Linked DNA regions of Mus musculus: region 1 is linked to region 2. A link is a loop called in an ENCODE intact Hi-C map of the cell type or tissue named here. Cell type or tissue: left cerebral cortex. All regions are shown on one strand.

Evidence for each region. Peaks named below come from ENCODE experiments on the same cell type or tissue, not always from the same donor. Only the 100,000 strongest peaks of a DNase experiment are listed, where the experiment ranks them.
Region 1: it touches region 2 in a loop (2.2-fold over the local background); 2 of 42 quality-filtered maps call a loop at or near these places.

The regions. Positions count from the first base shown.
Region 1 is chr8:70,541,006-70,549,005 of GRCm38, reverse strand. All of the region lies in intron 1 of Ell (elongation factor RNA polymerase II), which reads right to left. Among named protein-coding and RNA genes, the nearest start is that of Ell, 5.3 kb to the right of the region's middle. In left cerebral cortex, CTCF peaks have their summits at 1,391 (motif pointing left) and 4,377 (motif pointing right); DNase peaks (open chromatin) are centred at 3,614 and 4,351; H3K4me3 peaks cover 391 bases; H3K27ac peaks cover 654 bases.
Region 2 is chr8:70,749,123-70,757,122 of GRCm38, reverse strand. It overlaps Pde4c (phosphodiesterase 4C, cAMP specific), which reads right to left. Exons shown (of 17, transcript NM_001310465.1): 16 at 7,718-7,900; 17 at 5,937-7,282. The coding sequence ends at 7,016. Rab3a (RAB3A, member RAS oncogene family) reads right to left here and starts at 2,420. Exons shown (of 5, transcript NM_009001.7): 1 at 2,260-2,420; 2 at 1,040-1,267; 3 at 558-676. The coding sequence starts at 1,267. In left cerebral cortex, a CTCF peak has its summit at 4,926 (motif pointing right); DNase peaks (open chromatin) are centred at 4,455, 4,953, 6,404, 6,783 and 4 more places; H3K4me3 peaks cover 2,867 bases; H3K27ac peaks cover 5,068 bases.

The sequences.
Region 1 (8,000 bases), 210 kb after region 2:
AACGTGGAGAAAGCAAACCCATAAAAAACAAATACACAAACTTGTGAAAGTGTGTATGTGTTGGGAGGATGAAACCAGTTCAACCAGCTGGGGGACAGGGACTCTCAGCTTCCTGGGCTTGAAGGTTGGCACTACACTTGGAAGGGCAGGAAGGACTCCCTCAGCCAACAAATTAGCGTCCTCTGCACTGAGGGCCTGATCTGGTGTTTGTAGGGTAGGGCTGTCATGACACACATGTGCACATGTGTGCACACACACCCCTGTTAGAAGCTGGAGCTTCTGCCAACAGCCCACAAATGGGATCTCAGAAATCCTCCTTTCCCTCCCCCTTACTACCCACAACACATGATCAGCCTAGGCACAGAGGTACAGAGAAGGAACAAGACATTAGACACAAAGAAGACAAGAAGGCCTGGGAGCGGAGGCTGTCCCGACTGTTTCACACCCACAGAGGGCAGCTCCTGGCTTCCTGGCCTTGGGGTTGTTATAGTCAGGAAGAAATCTCAGTTTCCCATAGGCCACTTTTCTCTTTCACAGTGCCGGAAAAGGCCAGTGCTCTGACAGAGACCACTGCCAATCTCTAGTTAAGGGGGCCAGCAGAGGTGAGTCTGCATTCAAGCAGGACATGGAGTGAGCCTGACCAACACTGCCAAAGTCTGTGGCCAATGAGAAGACAGGACCCTGTGACAACTGTAAGGCTGGAGAGCCGTGACGACCTTCTCTCCCCTCTGCATGGTTAACAGCCACTAAGACTCTCCCCAGGCCTCCTCAACTTGTATCCTGAAGGTACATAAAGGCTTGCAAGCCTTTCCAGCAATGGACAACGGTCACACCACCTCACTCAGCTAGTGTGGCCGCATAGACCTTCCTCTCATCTGGCCTCCTGAAGATATTCTATCAGGCATGAACCAATAGCCCAAGACAACATCAAGTGGTAAAGGTGCTTGTCTCCAAGCCTTACAACCTGAGTTTGCTCCTGCCATCCTCATGAACATGGGAGGAGGGGCTCCACAGTGCTCTCCTCTGGCTGAGGACTTGCTGAGGACTCTTGCTGAGGCTTGCACATGAAGGCCCAAGAGAGCGAGTGCGCACACACTCGAGCACACACACACAAATAAAGATAAATGTAGCTGGGCAAGGTGGCGCATGCCTTTAATCCCAGCACTCAGGAGGCAGAGCAGGAGGATCTGAGTTCAAGGTCAGCCTGGTCTACAAATCGAGTTTCAGGACAGCTACACAGAGAAACCGTCTTAGAAAAACAAAAAACGGGGGGCTGGAGAGATGGTTCAGGGGGTAAGAGCACTGACTACTCTTCCGAAGGTCCTGAGTTCAAATCTCAGCAACCACATGGTGGTTCACAACCATCTGTAATGGGATCTGACTCCCTCTTCTGGTGTGTCAGAAGATAGCTACAGTGTACTTACATATAATAAATAAATAAATCTTAAAAAACAAAAAAAAAAAACAAAAAATAAAAATAAAAAAAAAAACCAAAAGCAAAACAAAAAAAAACCCAAAATGTAATAAAGATAAAGCTAATGGAAAAATTGCATGGACAATTATCACAGTGGGCACATCTGTCATTCAGCACTGGGGTGAGAGGAACACACACACTTTTGCAGCTAGCCTAAGATGTGCACTAAAGAGGCAAAAGCAGGGGATTCTCTATGGGTTCAAGGCCAGCCTTGTCTACATAATTAATTCTAGGGCTATGTGGACCCTGTCTCAAAACACACAAACAAAAAACATTAAGATGATCAGGAAGTAGAGAGACTAAAGCATCTCACATGCCCAGGGGAAGGCGACAGTGAACCTTATGGAAACAACATAGGGCTTCTTTCCTATGACTTGCAGCCTGCCAGGAGGGAGCCACACAGGCTCCCAAAGAGGTCCACTATCCTGCTGCCTGAGCAATCCACAGCAGGGCCACAGGAGGCTCAGAATTGACTACTCTGCCTCCAGAGGGCAAGGTGCTAATAAGAACAGGGGCCATGTCCTTACTAAAATAAGATAAGATAGAGGCATCCAAGGCAAGACTCCACAGCCCCCAGAGACACCAAGGTTCCAGGGTGGCAAAGTGACTTTGAGAAGCCAGAATCAGTGAAGTCTTTTGGGCTTTTGAGGGGATATACATGGCTCTGTCAAGCATGTACAATAGTCACTGGGGAAGAATGAGGAAGAACATGTCAGGAGTGGCATGGTCCCCACAGTGGGCGTGGTCTCACGTGTGTAAAAGATGGCTAGCAGGGCCACCAGGCTTCCAAGGACCTGCATCTACATCTCTCAGAGTCCTTGGTGGGTTGCTTCGATCCTAGTGGGACTGAGGCCTTCCAGCCACCTCTGCACTTCCATCAGCCTAGGTGAGGGAGTCCTCACCACGAGCCTGGGCTTCAACACCAATATAATGTGGTGACCCTGACATCTGATGCTGAGTCACTTGAGAGCCAGGAGGAACTGGATACTACACTCATTGAAACTACCTTCAAACTGCACATAGGGTGCTCACCAGATGACTCTGTGGGGAATGGCCACCCTGAGTACAATTCCCAGGACCCTAGAAAGAGAAAACCAACTCCTGCAAATTGTCCTCTGACCTGCACATATGTGTGCGTGTACATGCGCGTACACACACACATTGATAAATAAAAATTCTAATTGCACACATGTTGGCCTACTTCACGATAAGCAGCTGCCTAGCATAGTCCAAGCCCTGTGGTTCCATCTCCATAAAAAGAGAAAGAATAAAAGTGGAGATGAGAGACACAGGCATAAAGAGGGGGAAAAGAAAAAGGAGGCAGGGAAAGAAGGGTGGGAACGAGGAGAGGAAAAAAAGAAAGGACAGGCTATCATGGCACATACTTTCATTCCAGCACTGAGGAGACAGAGCCAGGAGGAGGGAGAGTTCTGAGCCACCTGGCTCCACCTACCTTCTGGGACCTGATACCAGGTCTTCACATATGCCCCACACACTGGTCCCCCAGGGTACTCTCACAGATCAGGCCTCAGAGCTGCCTGGAGTTTCTGCTATGGCCTCCTCTGGGCCCCACTCCTCCAGCTTGGCTTTCCCTGTTCAATGTATCTCTTCCATGGGCCATACCAATGACTCTTAGCACTGAGAAAGCTTCATCTTCAAGAGGCCACAGGCCGCCGGGTGTGGTGGCACACACCTTTAATCACAGCACTCAGGAGGCAGAGGCAGGCGGATTTCTGAGTTCGAGGACAGCCTGGTCTACAAAGTGAGTTCCAGGACAGCCAGAGCTATACAGAGAAACACTGTCTCGAAAAAAAAAAAAAAAAAAAGAGGCCACAGGCCTCTGCCTTCATGAGGCTTCCTTCCCTAGGACACCTTCACCCAGAGCACATACCAGCCTGCCTCTACTCAAGGTCCACAGCAGCCATCCCTAGGGTCATGTACCACACCTAGAATACATGTCTGATCAATGAGCAGGGAGACCTGAGGGGTATAGTGTGGGAGGTGCAGCAATCAAAATGAAAAGCTTCCCATCCTGGGGTATTCAGTGGTCACTGCCTGCCTGGCATGCTCTAGTGCACCGGTTCCATCCCTAGAACTGCAAAGAAAAACCTGAGGGGTTGGGATGGCTCTCAGCAGCTGCAGAGCACTGTCAGCTCTTGCAGAAGACTCAGTTCCCAACACCCACATGGTGGCTCACAATCAAGAATGCAGGTGGAATGTACAAAGAAATATCCATTCATACAAAATAAAAATTAAAAAGCAAAATGGAGCAACCAGGATTGGGCTGGGCTGCAGTTCAGTGGAGGCCAAGCACACAGACTCTGAGGCTTAAGGGATGATAACCTGTTTACTTAGTACTAGGGAAGACAGAGAGACAATACTGCATGTGTGTCTGGAGTGTAGAGTGGTTAAGGATGCCCCTTGTACTACAAAGACAGTCACGACTGTCTTCTGTGAGCCTTCCCTCCATGCTGGCTGTGCACATAGTTAAAAGGAGACAAGGTTTCCCACATTCTTCAAATAGACACCCAGAGACTCCCGATCACTATAATGCCAGCCCCTACCCTGAACCTTTCGGCCTAGTGACTCAGTGAGGAGCTACATCTCCCCTTTGGCCAGAGAGGCTCCTGTCTGCAGGACATCATAAGAGCACAAGGCTGTGACACTGAGTGTGAGACAGTCTCCTCAGGATGGCCTATTTGGACACCAGCTTTTCTTTTTATTGAAAGGTGACACAACAACTGGGTGTGGTGACAAACACCTGTCACCCAAATACTTGTGAAGCAGAGGAAAGGGCCAGCCTGTGCTACATGTGCTACATAACACCTATCTAAGAGGAGGAAAAAGAATAAAAACAGAAAAAAAATATTCATCTGCCATAGCTGCCTTCTGGTAGGAAGTCACTTGGGGGCACTCTTGAGTGACCCATGGGACTGCAGAGCTGACAAAAAACCAACTTGTGTGGCTCAGAGCACCCAGGTCAACCAGTAGCAGGACTCCTGTGTGTGCCCTGCTAGCCCCATCCCTGGGTCTCCTGTGAGTTTGGCTTGGGCCTAAGGACTAGCAAAGTATGCAGGGAAAAGTAGCCATGTTTTCCGTGCTGGGTAGTTCCTCCCTCAAGGACGCCAGGATGTCACAATCTCCGTGTGCTGTCAAAACTGCTTGCAGGGTGATGAACTCTGGCCTGCAGATGAGTCAACAGAGGGGTGGGTTCTGAGTGCCTGCTGTTTACACACAGTCACCGTGGCCACAGCAAGGAGGCCGGAAGCACAGTCAAGGGTCACAGTAGCTAGGGAGAAGCTTGGTCCCCAGTACACATACCCGTCACCCCCCCAAGACTCCAGCTTCTTGTTCAAGGCCTTGGAGAGGCTTAGCCTCAGAACTATCCTTGCAACACACGCAGGAAACCCATTCTCCAGCAGGCCCAAGGCAAAAGGCTGCCACATTCCTGATGCCCATACTAGCATGCTCTACTCTGCCTGGTAGAGCCACAGTCCTTCTGAGGCCGTGATGCCTGGCTCCTGAGCCACCTCCCTGCTTGGAGGTCCTGAGAAGTAACTTGGCCTCTAAAACCACCACCCATGACTTCACCTGAAGACTGGACACTGCTCCCCTATGGGGCTGACTGGGATGGATGGCAGGAACAAGCAGGGCACAGCAGACACTGAGACTAGCCCCTCAGTCACTGAGTGTGCTCTAAGGGTACTAGCAGACTGGTCTGAGTCCTCTGTGCACTGAGGAAGCTGGGGAGGAAGGGGATGATATGCTGCTTCAAGGTTCATCTGCCTCAGAACAAAGTGGGAGCCACTAGTCCATTCTGACCAGGGCAGGGTCCTGGTAATTCCGAAAGGCTGGGATCCCCAGTGGTATAGCAGCCACACCAGAAAGGTGCAGGCTTAACTAAGGCCTCCTGCCCAACTCCCAGATGTCCCCTGTGGTGTAGGACAGAGAGCCAGGGCATCCTGCTCTCCTCCCGGCACCCTCTGGCCATAGTAGCACGCACTTTGCTCCCTACTGACACCCACCCTGCTGGATCTCCCACGTCCATCTCTGCTCTCAAGGATTCTAAAACATCAGGTGTAACATGAGGTGTATCTCGGTGCCTGTGAGCCCAAAGGCCAGCACTATGCAGGCAGGGAAGGGGTGGTTTTTTGTTTTGTTTTTTTTTCTTTCCAGGGGGGGGGCAGTGGTTAAGGACAGGCCCAGAAGGCAGCTTCCTACTGGCAAGTGACAAGTGTCCAGGGATATGAGGCCACAGCAGAATCCAGACAAGTCACTCTTGGTAGAGACTCTGAAACTGAAGAAGGGGGAGGTTGACCCTTGCTGGCCCACAGATGCTCAAGGTTCTTAACCCTGCTAGAACCTTCAATTTTCCCTGACCTCTCCATGCCTCTCCACCAAGGGCAAGGTGAGGGCATGGGGCCACAGAGCCACCTACCTAGCAATGAACTACAATGGGGTAGGTGGAGGCAGGGTTCCCACCTCATGGCTCTCAGGGAACATGCCCCTCTCTCTCTCTCTCTCTCTCTTTTTTTTTTGTTTTTTGTTTTTGTTTTTTCGAGACAGGGTTTCTCTGTATAGCCCTGGCTGTCCTGGAACTCACTTTGTAGACCAGGCTGGCCTCGAACTCAGAAATCCACCTGCCTCTGCCTCTGCCTCCCGAGTGCTGGGATTAAAGGCGTGCGCCATCACACCTGGCTGGGAACATGCCTCTCAATAGCAACTGGCTGTCCTGGAAGGTAGAGGGGACCATATTTCTTCATGTGTCCTAGAAGTCACACCCACAGAGTCCCAAAACACACAGATGAAGTGTCACATCAGCACCAGTTTGGTTTGAGAACTCTTTTAGGTTGTTTCTTTGAGAAAAGGTCTCATATAGGCCAGACTGGCCTTGAATTCCAAACCCTTCTGCCTCATCCTCCCCAGCCCTGGACCCACAGGCAGTTCTCCTGCATTGTATTTATCAGTATTATTTTTATGTTAGAGGTCCAGGTGGGATGGGCTCCAGCCATGCCTATGGCTGTACCTTGAACTGACATGGCATTCTGTGCCAGTACAGGCAAGCGCACACTTCCCTCCCCTCAACATGTGTAGCTCTTCACCAGGTTACACAGACCCTTTCCACAGCCCGTTCCCTTCCAGGCCCTGCTCTGGCTACACCTGAAGCTAAGAAAAAGCTCCTGGCAATTCAAACTAAAATATAGGATGATGCTGGGGCTTGACAGTCAACAGGGAAGTTAAGGTTAGAAGGTCCTGAGTTCAAGACCAGCCTGGGATACAGAAGAGGTAAAGCAATCTAAAAACAACAACAACAACAACAACAACAACAAAACCCCAACAACAACAGAGAAACTCTGTCTCGAAAAAAACAAAACCAAAAAATAAATAAATGAAAGCAAGTAGCTGGGAAGTAGTGACATACAACTTTAATCCCAGCATTCAGAGGTAGAGGCAGGGAGATCTCTGAGTTCCAGACCAGCCTTGTCTACAGAGCGAGTTCCAAGACAGCCAGGGCTACACAGAGAGACCCCATCTAGAAATACGAAACATAAAAGAGCTGGTGGCACTGCTCAGTGGTAAGCAAGTGCCGGGCAGACTCAAGACCTAACTGCTGGAGAAGCAAAAGAGACTAACTTGGACAGGTTGCTTTTTAATGTGGCACCAACTCAAAGCAGGGACAAGAGGTAGTGCTGGCCCTGTGAGCATCAGCTGATATCCAGTGCCTTTCTAGTTACTCAAGTTTCTCCAAGTCCCTTCCCCTGGTTCACCATTCCAAACCTGTCCTCTCCTGCCACCAGAGCTAACACTGTCTCAGCTCAGACCCCTCCACACTCAGAGAGTAAGAGTAAATCCAAGTTAGGTGCTGTGGCACACACCTTTAACCTAATAAAGGTGGCAGGTAGATCTCCGAGAGCTAGAGACCAGTATGTTCTACCTGGCAAGATCCAGGACAACCAGGATTACTTAAAAAACAAGAAACAGAGCCGGGCCGTGGTGGTACAGAGAAACCCTGTCTCAAAAAAACAAAAACAAAACAAAACAAAACAACCCCAAGAAACAAACTATATGCGTCTCTGAAGCTGGGCTGGTGGTGGTTCCTGCCTGCCACCTTGGCACCTAGAGTCAAGAGTCATGGGTTTGACAGCAGCCTAGGATAGAGTGAAGCTCTGATGCTGACCACAGATTACACTCCAAAGTCGCCTTGCCAGTAAGTGCCCTGTCAGCTTTCCAGATAAACACAGGTTTGGACTGTCCCAAAACTGAATGCTGTCAGCCACAAGACACAGAGTCCCTTATGGTTGGTAGTCAAACAGCTAGACACAACTGGCTTCCTCAGGGCCCGAGCACAGTGGCCTGCAATTCCACAAGTGCCCTCACAAGAGGAAGACCAGGCTTCGATAGGGGATGTAATGCACAGCAAAATTAAAAATAACAGTATGACAGCGGTGCTGGAGAAGGCTGTAGGGGTGGCAGAGCAAGGGCCAGCGACTGCCACCAGGTACCAAGTTCACCTGACAGCAGTGAC
Region 2 (8,000 bases):
GAGGCTGAAGAGGAAGCCGGAGGACCTGGCCCCATCCCCGAGTCTCTGCCTGTGTCTAGCCCTTGCAGGAGAGACCACTGCCCCTTGGTAACTGAGTCCAGCCTATCTCACTCAGACCTCTCCATCTTCCCAAAGCTGGGAAGATGGGCCGGTGTCCACTACACCAAATGTCAAGACCTGGGGGAGTTAATTTTTGGTGCTGTGGCTGGAATCCAGGTTCTCATACATTTGAGGTAAGCGCTTGGCCAGAGAATCACTTGACCTCAGACAAGTGAGCTAACGTGGTTCTCCTGCCTGGGCTACCTGGGTAGAGATCAGTGGGAGGTTCCTTGTCTACTCACTGGTTACCTTGTGTGCTTCCACAACCTCAAGCCTTGGGAACAGCCACATGGCTTGTCCCACCAGAGGCCTACTCTTGGTTGTCTTTTGGCCATGCTGGGGACGAACCCAAGGCTTTGTCCTGGCCAAGCAGGCACCCTACCAACTAAGCTTAGCTAAGCTTAGCTAAGTCACCTCCAATCCCAGCCTTGTGTTTTCTGAGTAGGTGGGCTGCTCACCAGTCCTGCACTGCATTAAATGACTCCTCATTGGTGATGTCATACATTAGGATGAAGCCCATGGCGCCTCGGTAATAGGCTGTGGTGATGGTGCGGTACCGCTCTTGCCCTGCTGTGTCCTGGGGAAAAGAGGGATAGGTCAGAAGGGACCTCGCAGCAGCCCCCGAGAGAAAAACGTGCTCCAAGGTTGTCCAGCAACCACTTTGAGGCCCGGGGACAGTGGGTCAGGAAAAGCAGACAGTGACCCAAATGGGTCACTGCAAGGCCACTTAGTCACTCAACAAACATGTACTGGGTGCTGCCTGAATGCCCTGTGCCACACTATGCTAGAAGATGAGTGGGGATGCTCGGGACTTAGGAAAACGGGAAGCTCATACTGGGATGGAGATGCAGGCCTTAAATCCCAGCGCCAGCCGATGGCTAGCCTCAGCTTCCTTTTGTGGGGGTTGGCAGGAAGACATCTCCCCTCCAGCCCTACACACCCAGATCTGCAGCTTGATCCTCTTGTCGTTGCGGTAGATGGTTTTGACCTTGAAGTCTATGCCAACGGTGCTGACAAAGGCTGGAGTGAAGGAGTCATCTGCGTAGCGGAAGAGGAACGAGGTTTTGCCCACGCTGCTGTTCCCAATGATCAGGATCTTGAACATATAGTCGAAGTTCTGGTCTGAGGACTCCTTCTGCCCATAGCGAGAGTCTGTGGCGGAAGCCATCTGCGGGAGGCGTGGCACAGAGGGCCTGAGGGGAGCATCAGGACCACGCACAGGGTGGGCACGGCACAGGGGTAGGTGAGGATACCCCCCAATGTCACATGCTCAACCCCCCCAACCAACATAAGGCAGAGCTGTGACCTTGACAGCACCAAGGTTTTAAGCAGGCTGTGAACCTCAGATTCCCCTGTACCCTGAGGGAAGACTGAGCCTCCTCTGCCTTCCCATCAGTCTCTCACAGAGACCCACACCGGAACATGAATACAGGAGGATCCCCAGTTCTCGCTCATCCTTATTTTTCTCCTGCAAGAACTGGGGCCCTGAGATAGCCACATCACGTGACGAAGACAGGATGAACGTAGGCTCACACACACAAAATCGCGAGCACAAGAGCGCGCACGCATACACACACACACACACACACAAGCACAATGAAGCATCTAGGGCAGGCAGACCCAAACACCTGCCCTGCATGCAAGAGTGGTGCTAACAGGCGAAACAAGCAGACATGTATGGTGTGTGCAAGCCCATGTGTGAGCACAGCTCCCTGCACCAATGCACGACTGTACCTGGCCATCCGGGAGGACACACCACACACGCGCATGGCTCCACACGCGTGTGAGCACATACTTGAACTAAGATCCACGCGCACCGCGCACGCGGACCATGCACGCACAACGTATCACAAGTGTGCACGCTGCGCGTCCTGCGGTCACTCGAGCCTCTCCATGCCCAGCGGGCGCGCACACGCGTGTTCACCCCACGAGCACGAGCACGCACAAGCCTCCCGCAAGGCCTGGCTTTCCCCTCCCCCTCTGTCGCAGAGCCCGGGCCCCAGGTGCCAGGTTAAGGGCGAGGGGTGCGGGATGCGGGACCAAGAATGCCAAATGCGAGACCCATAGCCACTACACCCGAGTTGCGCTCCCCTTGATCCCCCAGCTGTCAGTGAAACGCGGGCTCCTCAGTGTGTGGACCTGGGTTGCGCTCACCCTTACCCTCTCTAAGCTGAGACAACGCTGGCGACGGCGACCGTGGCGACTGCGCTGGCGACCGGGCCCCAGAAGAGGATGCGGGGGATGCAGGCGGCGGCGGGGGCTGCAGGCGGCAGCGGAGGAGGCTCAGGCCCCTGCAGTCCTAGCTGACGTCCTGCAAAGCCAGGGGCGGGGCTTTCTATGCAAACGAAGCTGTGACGTTAGGGGAGGGACTGCATCGACAGCCGCGGGACCACACTGGCCTGCGCCGGCAGAAGAGGGGCAGGGCCTGGTAAGCCACTGGAAGACGGGGCTCTAGGGAGGCATGAAGTTTCCATTGGCTGATGCTCTCGAGCGACGGACCGAATATCAAATCAGCGATTCCTACGTCTTTAGAGGCCCAATGGTGACTGCTAGGTGTTTGAAGGGCGGAGAGGCTGAGGCCAGGACCTAGCTCTGGTTGGAAACTTGTGGTTAGAAGTCCTTGCTTTTGAGACGTGAAGCACTCAGGAGTTTAGGTTTTGTTTTGAGAAATGGTCTCAAGTAACAAGCTGGTCTCGAACTTGCCAAGTAGCAGAGGCTGATCTTGAACTCTTGATCCTCCCGCCTGCACCTCACAAGTGTTGGATTGGCAGGCATACATCTTGATTACATTTTAGGGCTCAAAAAACTCATTAAAGACCACACAGAATTTTTAGTCCCAGCACTCAGAAGGGAGATGGAGGCAGATCTCTGTGAGTTCGAGGCCAGCCTGGTCTACAACGTGAGTTCCAGGACAGCAGGACTATGAAGAGAAACTTTGTCTCAAAAAACAAAATAAACAAGCAAATAAATAAATAATTTTTAAAAAAAGAAAGAAAGAAAGAACTGTTTTTTGATGGGCTGAGGATAATTCTCAGTTTGGTGGGGAACCTGCATCACAAAGACCTGGGTTGATCCAGGCTCCTGTTCTCTGCACTGGGAGGAGAAGGGAAGGAGGGGAGAAGCAGAAGTCCAAGGTGATCCTCAGTTACATAGTGTCTTAAAGTCAGCTTGATCCACATAAAACCCTGCCTCAAAGAAATAAAGGAGAAAATCCGGTCTGTGCAAAGAGAAAAGGGTCTGATGAGTCCCCAGAGAACCCCTTGCTTCCTTGCGCACTTAGGGCTCAGAAGTATCCTGACCCATAAGTCTTCCAAAATTGTAATGAAAGACCAAGGAAGCAGAGAAGATTCAAGAGTAGCTGCCCAACGCCCTTTACGATATGGACACTGGGACCCGGGTAACCCTGTGTCTCAGGAAGGTGGGCGCAGAAATGCAGACTTCCAAGCCGCTATGATACACACGACTCATTCCTGCAAATCTGCCTGTCAAGGTGGGAATCTGGGGTCTATCCTATTCTTCCTCTCCGTGCGGCCGGGCAGGGTCCCCATCGCTTCCATTCCCACAGGAAGCAGAACTGGGAACGTGTCCTGGCCCTGTTTATAGACCTCCCCGCCAGCTGCGGAGGCGCCAATGGACCAGAATAACTTGTCGCCTGGATGCTCGTCCACCCCCGCGAGGAGCCTGGAGCCCCGCCCAATCCGGGGCCGCTGGAGGAAGCTTATTTCCTGCTTCCCCTGCACTTCATGCAGAGACACAAAGTGACCATCAGTTTGTTACTTAGCGAGCTCCGGGCCCACGCGGAGGCTACTGTGGGGACCGGGACCGGGTTTGAGGACAGAAAGGGTGCAGGAGGAGCCTGGGACACTGGAGCCTGATTTGGATTTATTCCGAAGGGATAAGGTTAGGGGAGGAACCCATTTGCTTCCACCACCAAGCAAGGGCTCCAGGAGAACTGTGCTGGTAGCTCAGTAGGTGGCAAGGCTTCATCGGAACACTTGGAAAGCTGAGGCAGGAGGGTTGTTGAGTTCTTTATCATCCTGGATCACAAAGTGAGACCCTGTTTCATACTATAAACGTGTGCGGGGAAACTGCTGGCATGGTAACAGAAACCTTTAATTACACAGCACTTGGGAATTTCTGAGTTTGAGGCTCCCCAGAGAGGACAGCACAGCTGTCTGGAAGAATGAAGCAAGTGTGTTAAAGGCCTGGGCAAACAAGAGCACAGGCAGAAGAAGGGACAGAGGGAAGCTGTTCCTCAAATCTTTCTAAGTTATATTCATTTATTTGTGTTGGAAAGAGGGGAGTGTCACAGGACAACCTAGGAAGTCAGTTCTTTCCTTCCAGCACAAGTCCTAGGAATGGAACTCACGTCATCAGGTTTGTGTGACTTCCAAATTCTCCCACAGTGAACACACATGACTTTGTTTAACAAGAAATCTCTAAGGGTCGCCTCTTAAGACATCTGGAAGGAAGAAGGAAATGTTCCAGTGTGTGACCCCAGATGGCCTTTTGTGCCTCCTGGGGATGAATAGCCCGAGTCATAATATTTACAGAGGAAGTCGCCTGCCACTCTGGCTCCTTGGAGGCCTTGGTCAGGTGCAGAGTTACAGGCTCAGAGGGAAAAAGGAAAAGGGAAAGAGAGGGACCCCCCCCCCCCCATGGCACATGCCTGTTACCCCAGCCAAGCACTCGAATGGTGGAGGCAAGAAAATAACGTTAGTGTCATCCTCTGCGGCAAACAAGTCTGACATTAGAACTTGAGACCATGAGACCTTGTCTCAAAACGGCCAAAGAACTGTTTGGAAAACAAACAGGGAATCAGTCATACCGCCAGGGGGCACCAGTGCCCACTCTTAGTATATAAGCTCTGAGGGACTAGTTATGACTCAGTTTCCACACAAGAGAATGAGTAGGTGTCGCGGCTATTCCTGGTTGTCAACTTGACTATATCTGGAATGAACTACAATCCAGAATTGGAAGGCTCACCAGTGACCCTAATCTGGAGGCTTGGAGATAGAAGTTTCTGATCTGGATCTTGGTATGGAGATCTTAAGACATAGTGGCTATGGCTTCCAGAAGATTAAGACAGGGAGATCTCATGGGCTGGAGAGATGGCTCAGTGGTTAAGAGTACCGCTGCTCTTCCGAAGGTCCTGAGTTCAAATCCCAACAACCACATGGTGGCTCACAACCATCCGTAATGAGATCTGACACCCTCTTCTGGTGCATCTGAAGACAGCTGCAGTGTACTTACATATAATAAATAAATAAATCTTTAAAAAAAAAACAAAAACAGGGAAATCTCTGAGTTCAAGGTCATCTGTGATTAAAGGTGTGGTGGCACACACCTTTAATCTGGGCTACACCTTCTGCTGGAGACCTACATAAGGACATTGGAAGAAGGAAGGCTTTCTCTCCTTCACCTGCTTGCCGTGTAGGACTGAGCAACTGCTAGATCCTTGGACTTCCATTCACAGCTGCTGCTGACCACTGTTGGGAGTTGAACTGCAGACTCTAAGTCATCAATAAATTCCTTTACTATATAGAGAATACCCATAAATTCTGTGACTCTAGAGAACCCTGACTAGGGAACGCCTATGGTGAAGAGAGGTGTGCCGGCACTCTGGTTTGAGAAGCCCAATCTTGTCAGAGACAGGGATCCTCATTGACGGGAAGACTGAGGCCTGCAGTGCTCTTCTATTTATTCTATTTTTGCAGTGATAGAAATGGAACTCAGGACTTCCCAAAAGCTAAAGCTCTGTTACCAGAGCCACACCCCAAGCCCCTCATTGGGCAATTCTAGGCAGAAGCTCCACCCCTTAGCCACACTCCAGCTACTTTTTTTTTTTTAAAGATTTATTTATTTATTATATGTGAGTAACCATTGCTTTCTTCAGACACAAAAGAAGAGGGCATCAGATCCCATTTCAGGCCACACAGTGGTGGTGGCACATGTCTTTAATCCCAGCACTTGGGAGGCAGAGGCAGGTGGATTTCTGAGTTCGAGGCCAGCCTGGTCTGCAGAGTGAGTTCCAGGACAGCCAGGGCTACACAGAGAAACCCTGTATCGAAAACAAACAAACAAAACAAAACAAAACAAAAAACAGATCCCATTACAGATGATTGTGAGCCACCACGTGGTTGCTGGGATTTGAACTCAGGACCTCTGGAAGAACAGTCAGTGCTCCTAACCACTGAGCCATCTTTCCAGCCCACTTCCAGCTCTTTTTATTTCTAGTCAGGCTGCCCAGCCTGGACCAGCTGTCTCCACACACACACAGCCAAGTCTGGGGGATGCCTATGGTGAAGAGAGGTGCACCAGCACACTGGTTTGAGAAGCCCAATCTTGTCGGAGACGGGGATCCTCATTGATGGGAGGACTGAGGCCTGCAGTGGTCTTCTAGGAGGGTCACCGGCCTCCTGATATCTAAGAAGAGTCTTGTGCAGCCAATGGTGTCAGGAGACACCAGACCTCAGTGGGAAGTGTTCCCCGCCCGCATTTTACGAAAGGGATTCCCCCGAGGGACTCAGTAAAGGCTTGCAGCTGGACTGGTGAAGGCAACATTGGTTCCATCTTTAGTGCCAAAAAAGAAACCAACTAAACCATAACACAGAGTCCGACTGCATGTGCTGAAGCTGACGTGCAGACTGCAGCTGAGTCTAAGTCTGTCTTCTGAGATGCAGGAGTCGGCGCTTCCCAGGGCTGGTGCCATTCCAGTCTGTGGGCAGAGCTGGTCCCAGCCTCCCTCAGGCTTGGCTCTGTGTAAACCTTGGCTGTCCTCTTTGAGTGGTGGAACGTCATCAGTGCCCATAGGTGCCCATGGCCTGACCAGGACTCCACGGTCCACACTAAGCTAGCCCAACTCTTGTTGGACAAAGCAGACCCTGGGCTCTGGGCTGGCCTTAGAGGACAGGAGTTAAGTGCTGGGTAACTCTGAGGACTCCCTGTTCAGTGCTGTGCACTGCCCTTCATCCTCCTCTTCCTCCTCTTCCTCTGCTTCCTCCAGGGTCAGCTCAAACTTGAACCTGTCCGAGCCCATGGTGTGTGGAGGGCTGCAGGGAATCCTACTCTGATACCACTCTCTGTTGTCTTCCAAGGTGTCCAGAAGCTCCTGAGCATCGGGGTGCACTAGGTCAGCCCATGTCTCCCACAATGGCTGAGCGATGTAGTCAATGAATCCCACCTTAGGGTGATCACAGAAGGGGCAAGTGAGACCCAGTGAAACCTAGAATTAGTCCCATCTCACAGTTGGCCACCTGGTGTTCTCAGCCTGGAATTCTCATTTGCCAACTCCTATTCATCCTTCAAAATCCTCTTGAAAAAAGCCATCCTGGCACAACAGGAGGAGACTGAGGCAGGGTGATCTCAAGCCAGTGAGTTCTAGGCCAGCCAGGGTGACAAAATGAGATGTCTTCAAAACAACAAATCAAAACATCTGCCCTAGCTGGCTGGTGGCGCACACCTTTGATCCCTGCACTTGGGAAGCATAGGCAGGCGGATCTCTGAGACAGAGACCAGCCTGGTCTACAGAGGAGGTCCCAGGACAGCCAGGGCTGCACAGAAAACCCTGTCTCAAGAAAGACTCCGCCCTGTAGTGGGCACAGCTCCCTTCCCGCACCTGGGATTTCTCCATCGAGGCTGTGTGTTTGTCGCACATGGGGCTGATGTCCAGACCCGACTCTCGCTCCCGGTCACCCTGCTGGAAGAACTCGGCCATGATGCGCTCCGTCCACTGGCGGTAGAGGGGTAGCGGCTTGGCGGGGTTGCTGAGGTCAGCGCAGTGCACCAGGCTCTGGAGAACCTGTTGGGTATGGGGGGACTCACAAGGCCCAGCCACGCCCCACCTCACCACATCCCAAAGCTGAGTGTAGTGTGGTGGTGCGCGCCCAAGGCAGGAGACT